Regions from separate parts of the Homo sapiens genome. Here region 1 is linked to region 2. A link is a loop called in an ENCODE intact Hi-C map of the cell type or tissue named here. Cell type or tissue: B cell. All regions are shown on one strand.

Region 1 (4,000 bases), 64 kb before region 2:
TGAGAATGACAGGAGGGAAACTGATCCAGAATTTTTTCCCTCTAAAAACAAGAAAACAATTGTGCATTCTTGATAGGGGAATTTTTGCTTCTATTTACTAGTGCAACTAAAAACAAATGAGCAAACACCAAACATTTTATCAGAACCTACTAATTTAGCATTAATGATAATGCAGTCAAGGCTGGGTTAAAAATTACTTTTACACGATATGAAAGAAGGAATTTCTGTAAAATTAAACGTGTATGGAGAGATTGCTTGAACACTTAAACCCCCTTAAGTGAATGTTTTCCCCCAGGTGTTTACCGGTATCAATTGTAGACAACAAATGTGCAAGTTTAAAATTTAAAATGACCTTCATATATGAAAAGCAAGTCCAAGTGCCAGTTCTGTGGGCCTGGACTGAAGACTCCCTGTCCACTCTGCCACTCCCCAAAGGCTTTTGGTAGGTATTTATGTTTGGATCAGGGAGATTTTTGTTCTTGACTACAGTGGTGATTGGATGCTTACATGCTGTCTAAGCTGGCCCTGTAGAATTGGAATACACTTAATGAGCAGAATAATTGAAAAGTTTCCTTCCTCCTTAGGAATTCATCATTACAGTTATAAAGTTATACTACAGTGGCCTTGGACCATCTCACCTCACCATTATGCTCTCAAAGGGACTCGAAACTCTGTCAGGTGTGAGAGTCCCTACAAATTGAAAGCTTGTTCTATAGTTTGAACTTCTTCCTTCTCAAATCTAGTCTCAGTGCTGTAGATACAGATTACTCAAGGCATCTCAATAGATGTTGTTGTTGACGTATGAGGACCTGTGGTCAAGTAGATACTAATGGAAGACTGCTAGACAACTGTAGGATTGAAAATTGGCAGCAGGGCTCTTTGTCTAAATAACGGGTTTGGAAGGTGTGCTAGTGAGAAGGAGTAGTAGACAGGTTTTAGAAGCCTCCACCTTTACTCCAGGCAGTGCTTGTTCCTCTGCTTTTTGTGTAGGGTTAGTGGCCCAAACCTATTTGAACCACTGCACTAAAGTCCATGCATTTGTCCTTGCTGGTCTAGACAGAAATGTATATGTGCAGTAGGATGTACATGTTTGAGCATGGCCTACACTCATGTTATTTATCCCAGATTAGATTTAGGAAAAGAAATAACAAAAGTTATATATCAGGGTAATCATGCTCTGTCCAACTCCCTGCCCAGCTGTCTCCTGTTCTGAGAGATCTAATGGGAAATTAGTCATGTAGACTCACACCGCATGAAGCTCAAGGAGAGTACATAAAGTGATTCTCTAAATTGGGTTTAGTGCCTCAGAGGCCTGCCACCAATCTGTTGGCCTACTGTTCTCTTGGCCTCTGTGATTTCCAAATATAGCAGGCATGGGATTTCCCCAGAGTTAGAAAGCTGCTGTGACTCATCTCTGGGAGGCCTGGCAGCAGCTCTTGGATGGGTAGATAGCAGGCAGCTGCCCAGCTCAAAGCCTCTGAGGGGTGTGGTGGCAACCACAGGCTTTGCAGCAGGTCTCAGAAAAGGAGCCATGAAGCTGGGTCACGTGGAACAGGAAAAGCCAGATAATAATTCTCCAAAAAGTAGCACTGATCATAAGAAAAAAGTTTTAGATACTTTTTAAGAAAACTGGATGTAAAAACATTGAATGAAATGAATAGATTTTAGACTTCTGGCATATTCAAAAGCTGTATTTGTATTATTTATAAATATTTTATTATTTATTGCCAAGAAACTTTCTCATAACACATTTCTGCATGACTATTTCTAGGTATGCAGATAAATGTAGCATGATTAAGCTATTTATCTGTATAAAACAGGAAATATGTCTATAAAACGAAATTTATTTGCATATATGAGAATAAATATATTTTAAATTGCAGATGGGCTATACATTAAGGAAATCTAACAAAATTGTAAGCAGAACAAGTGACAATATAGGAGATAAGCAAAGAACTTTCTATGATTAGGGCTTTGAAAAACTAAATCTTTAAAAAGTGATGACCACACTCTAGAAAACTCTGTTGAAAATTCTGAAGCGTTAGTTTCTTCTTTGACTTCATCTCAGGCATCAAATGTCCTTTAATAGGATGCTTCATAAGAAATAAGTTAACCAAGATTTTAGGTACTTAATGTAATTTTTATTTTTTGTTCATTAAATAAAAGTGGAATATCTTACAGATACATGAATTTTATTGAAATAAATGAGAGGATATACATAGTGTAATTACTACTGGGGACTTTAAATCTGTGTAGCACCTAGAAACATTTTCTTGTCTTTTTAAAGTAAAAATTCAGATAATCAACCTTTTCATATTATTATAATTAGAGCTAACATTTAATATTTTATAGGCTCCTACTATGTTTTGGGAGCTCTGCTGAGCACCTTATATATGCAGTCTCTTTTAGCATAGATAAAAGTCGTACAAGGTAAGTTCACATTATGAGATAAGCTTCTGGACCTCTCTAAAGATAAGCTTTCACGTATGAAAGTACAATGAAAAACACAAGCAGCTACACACCCTCTTGTTGTGAGAATTAAATGTTCTAATTCACCTAAGTCCCCTAGCTTGGCCTGCCTCACAGTACATACATTTAAAAAATTAACCTTTATTCTTACAGAAATATTATTAAATAAACAGAAAGCTATTATTTATCGTAAGAGAACAATTAGAATATAGAGAGTGATGATTTGTAATTGAAGAGTAGCATTTGAGTAACAAATTATATTTACTTACAGTTTCTCATATTGAAAGGCTGAATTTGACATGGGGTTGTTTTAAGATGTTAATCATGAAATATTTAGAGGGAAATTTTGATGACACATTGAGGAGGAAAAAACACTAAATCTCCAACAATGTGAAGTGGAATTCCATGAGAACTTTATAATTTTTCTAGAATATTTAATTATAGTGTGATTAAAAACTGTGGAATTGTTCTGGTTTTTAGAATTCCTTTTGGACATATAATTGATTTTTATTTCAGAAAAAGTAATATTTTAGCATGCTCCCCAAAAGATCAGTAATATTATAAATTTAAAATGTAGATTTAGCTTTTCTTAGTTGTTTTGCCAAATTCTATAACTATAAATTGCCCTGATGAGCCTCTGATGAGCCTTGGATTTTATTATATTGTAGATAAAGTTCTGTTTCTAATGTCAGTTATGTTTTTAGATACATCCTCTGTTAAACAGAAAGCCTTTAAAGTCAGTATTAATATTGCTTCCTGCTGCCAGGATTATGACAGAACTCAACAAATCGCAAATTGTTCTTTTGTTTCCTTTTTAAAAGACTACTTCATTAAAGATATGCATGCCCTTTTTCACCAAAATTAGACTTCCCGTTGCCATATCAAGCAGAATTCTTCATTAAGAATATGAATGTAGAAGAAATGTTGGCCAGTGAGGTTCTTGGAGACTTTCTTGGCGCAGTGAAAAATGTGTGGCAGCCAGAGCGCCTGAACGCCATAAACATCACATCGGCCCTAGACAGGGGTGGCAGGGTGCCACTTCCCATTAATGACCTGAAGGAGGGGTAAGCAGATCTTTATCTCATTGCCTTAAATATAGATTTTTAAATACGGTGATCTTATCAAACTTATTATAGATGGAAGATGGCCTATTGCATTTTTCGTTTTAATAAGAAATAGATATTGTAAAGATATGAACATACTAGTAATTTTCTATATTGGCAAAGATGTTGTGTTAGTGGTTTTTTATATCTCAAGTTCCTGGTCTGTGAAATCTAATTGTAGATGAGGATCAGCATCATAAATTATAGCACTAAGTCTTTTGTACCTTCCATTAAGAAGCTGATTATTTAGGGCCATGAATTTCAAAGGAAATTGACGCCCCAGTTATTAGCTGCAGAAGGATGCACAGACTGCTGTAACTTTATTCTAGGAAACTATTTCTTCATCTTTAACATTCTTTCCACCATGTGTCAGTGACTGATGGCTGGGGTGGATTTGAAACCCATTCCTGTGACACAAAGGCCTAAAG
Region 2 (4,000 bases):
AGTTTTGGCAAAGGAAAGGAGGAACGATTGAGGTAGAATTCAGTCAAGCAAGTACCTTTTAAAGCCAGATGGTAGATTTCTGACTGTGATTTCTATTACAGAAAAATCTGAATTTAGAGAACCTCTGTGGTTTTATCTCAACTTTAGCATATCTAAACATCCTGTTAAAAATCTTATTCTAAAGAATGGTATGATTGAGTAATGCAAATGGTCAGTATCTGAGTCGATGCAGAAAATAAAATATTAAGACATTTACCGTATATATAGGTGCTATCATTGTGGCAACTTCCACAATAACCTTTTAAGACTAATTAAGAAAATCAAATATAAAAAATATTTTTAACTACAAATAAATTATTTTTAAATTATACAGATTATTATATAATTATATGTAAAAAATAGTGCTTTATATTAAATAAGAACAAGTGATGAAGAAACAGGGCTCACCAGGTAAGTTTTAGGCTTCAGTTCAAATAGGAGAGAAAAGCATATATTCACTGCGGCATCCCTACTGAAGACATAAGTGCTTCCAAAATACACAGGGAGACTGGTCATCTTTCTTTTTCAATTGTTTCATCAAGAAGAATCTTTTTCAGGTGATAAAACTTACAAGCTAAATTAAAATGCACTCTACTCATTGGCAAGCTACATGAACAAGAATAATGTGATCACAGTACTTGGAAGTTTTTGATTTATAACTATACTATTCTCTACTTATAAGGCTGCAGTCTAGGAGGCAGAGCAATGAATCATTACAATTGTCTATCTGGGAAATGTCAAAAGATTAAGTAAGGGCAAAAGAAGAGAGAAAAGGAAAGAACACACATCTCTGTCCAAGAAATATTCCTCTATTAATGGAGGTATATCAGTAGCACATAAATCCAGTGCTAAATAAATAATAAGTACATTTTTAAAATCTTCAAGCAAAATCACTAATGAACCATAATGCTTAAACTTCCTTGGTGGAAAGCAGATGACCCTCTGAAGCTCTGATAACTAAATGATTCCTTATCCAACTATCATTTGGTAACCTACCCCTACATATTAAGCAATTTAAAAAGCAAATTTAAGTTGAGGAAATAATTAGATATTTGAACCAATCATGAATGGATCCAGCATTTTTGAAAAAGAACACATATAGTTTAATTGATACTTTGCCAATACAAAAATAAGCATCCACAGAATGTTTATTTACTGTTTAAATTACTCCATATTTTCATATACTGTGAACAGAAAATATATTTTACCCCACATATAGTAAAAGCAAACAAGTGCAATCTTTCAAACATTAAAATCATAATCAAATCTGTACAACAGATAAATAAATGTATACCTCTAACAGTTAGCTTGTAAAAAAAAATCAAACAAAAAGCAAAAACATTTATTGCCCAAATTCACCAGTTTACTTAAAATTCTACTTATGGTAATACAGCTCAATCGTAACAACTTGCATGTTTACTACACTGCACAAGTTTAGACTGATAAATATTTAAAATAGGAGGTGGGTAATAGGAAATACCAAATGGCTATAAAGAGCTTTCCAAATATTGGAAATAATATACGAAAATTAATTAGTGGGGATAACATATTAAATGGATCCACAGGGTAACTGGTATTACACTGGTATAGCTTGAGGAAAGGAAACAGGTGAACGTTTGGATTGGAAAAAAAATTTTGGCTTTTTTATAAAACGAAGCAACAATAACATCAACAATGACAAAACCCTGTCATGGAGCCTCAGAACTATTCTGTGAGACAAAGTGTACAAAGATTTAGGCTTGCATACCCGAAAACCACAGTTAGGAAGAAAAATCATTTCAGGAAACAACATCAGAACAAGAACACATATAAATTAAAGGCATACTGTTTATCATTCCACTTCATTGCACATATAAGAAAACAATACTGCCGTCATTCTTGAGTAAGAAAGTTTCCAATGAAAGAGGAAGTTCCACAATGAATACAGGTGCAGACAGTCTTATTACCACAAATTTAGTTATATCAAAACACTTGGTGGTGTCACTAAGTTAATTAAATTATCTATACTTTTTACTGGAAAGGTAATCATTTCCCTGCCTTCATATGTTAACTTAAAATCACTTACAAATGGAAATATAGATTCAGTAGAAAAGACTTCACATGCAATCCTATACAATGCATTCTGGTTTTTTGTTTGTTTGTTTGTTTTAGTATTTCATATTGGATATGTACATTTCCAATATATACAACCACATATGTTCAACAGATGTCACAGAACTGTCCTCTTGCCACAAACGTTTATATTTACATACACATTTATATCTCCAGATAGATGCTTTTCTCTTCTAGAGACACACAAAGGTAGCCTGAAGAGTTTAGGTTTTTTAGAATTTTTGGAACCTAATGTTTTGATTTATCTTGAATGGATGATAAGATGAGGAGTCCACAAAAAAATGCAGCTATACATGCCAACCTTTTCAAGAGAGATGAGTTATCTTTAGGAATAATAATCTGTGCAAGATCATTAGTGATCTGAGAAATTTCATGTGCCACACAAACAAATATGAAAGTGCTGACAATGATGTTGAGCATAGGGTTTCCAGGTATCAGTACCAAGATACCCCTTGTGTCCGCTGCCAGCCATATGTGATACTGGCAAATAAATAGCTAGGAGAAAAAATATTTAAGTCAGATATTTATAGAGGGTCCATGAATAAATTACAGTTTTCCCTAATTTAAACAATTTGGTTGCATAATAACATTAGAAGGCTTTCCTAAAACCATTTTATTCTGTCTCACTACTGGCCCTGAAAAGTCCACTGCAGTCTACTCCTTAGAACTCCAACTGCTAATACAATCTCTCTTATAAATGAGACCAAAGAAAATAATAGAACAATTATTCAAGAACTCAAAGAGGAATTTATTTTCCCTATTTTAAGAGACAATTTAATAAATCCTATACTCTAAAAACTCTAAAATATATGTTGTTATTACAATATAAATTGTTTTAAAACATTCTATTTCAAATAATAAAGCTTAGACTACTCAGAATACATTTTAAAACCTACTGTTCAAACTGATTTTGTAGATAATTTCATATTATGTATCTTACACAAAATGTAATGAGTTTATACTTTCTCCCACAATTTCCAATCATAATAAGGGTAAATTTTATTATGGTATGCATCAATAAACTGAATTCCAGTAATATATTTAATTATGGAGATGAACAAAAAATCAAAATCCCCTCAGTTTGATTTCATTTATATACCTGGTCTAATATTTTTCTCTCTTGGTCTCAGCATCTTGGTTGTGCTTGAAAGCTCAAGACAACGTAAATAATATTTTGCAAGTAATCTATATCTAGTCATTTAAAAATAAGGCTTAAAAACATTCCAAAATACTTTAGTATTGTTGAAAGTTCTAAGTCTTTTCCCTGTAATTCCATAATAGCTTCAGTTTAGAAAAAAGTACGTCCGATTTTCATACTCACATATATGTGTGATATTTACACACACACACGTACATACACAAACATGAAACACCTGGCTGTGTAAGATAAGCAAAATATTAATGTACCAACCTCTAATGAAATTTTTCCAAACCAAGCAAAAAATGAACTGTAAACTGAACGGGCATATCCAGGGATGTTTCTTATTAGGATGAAGGCTAAAATCTAAAGAAAAAGCACAAAAGCAAATATTAATAATCTCTTTATTGAAAAGTATTTTGTATAAAGCTTTCTTTTAAATGATAACCTTATTCTTTATGTTTGTGAACTTGACACATATACAACAGTCTTTTTATATTCTAAAAGTATTAGAAAGTTATTTTTGTTCTAAAGTCTACCCAAACTGGATTTCTCAACACATGGTCGGTATGCTGCATACCAATGAACATTTTAAGTAGTACATGGCTGAACAATTTTATGTATACTGGAAAAATTACAGATTTGCCTAAGGCCCTTTGTGTAGAAAAAGTTGCTATCATATTTATGTAGCAACACTTCACAAAATCATAT

The links. Hi-C counts contacts between places; a loop is a spot of excess contacts. Peaks named below come from ENCODE experiments on the same cell type or tissue, not always from the same donor. Only the 100,000 strongest peaks of a DNase experiment are listed, where the experiment ranks them.
Region 1: it touches region 2 in a loop (11-fold over the local background); 1 of 110 quality-filtered maps calls a loop at or near these places.

What each region holds. Positions count from the first base shown.
Region 1 is chr7:94,618,291-94,622,290 of GRCh38, reverse strand. It overlaps SGCE (sarcoglycan epsilon), which reads left to right. Exons shown (of 11, transcript NM_003919.3): 5 at 3,335-3,533. It also overlaps a transcript of CASD1 not described here. Among named protein-coding and RNA genes, the nearest start is that of SGCE, 36 kb to the left of the region's middle. RefSeq lists enhancers at 1,211-1,530, 1,571-1,620. In B cell, no CTCF peak of the experiment used is centred here; no DNase peak of the experiment used is centred here.
Region 2 is chr7:94,554,138-94,558,137 of GRCh38, reverse strand. It overlaps CASD1 (CAS1 domain sialic acid O acetyltransferase 1), which reads right to left. Exons shown (of 18, transcript NM_022900.5): 17 at 3,563-3,655; 18 at 1,119-2,646. The coding sequence ends at 2,380. The region is part of intron 1 of LOC105375404 (a long non-coding RNA gene); the gene reads left to right. Among named protein-coding and RNA genes, the nearest start is that of CASD1, 46 kb to the right of the region's middle. RefSeq lists an enhancer at 1,979-2,028. In B cell, no CTCF peak of the experiment used is centred here; a DNase peak (open chromatin) is centred at 1,897; H3K4me3 peaks cover 1,286 bases; H3K27ac peaks cover 1,011 bases.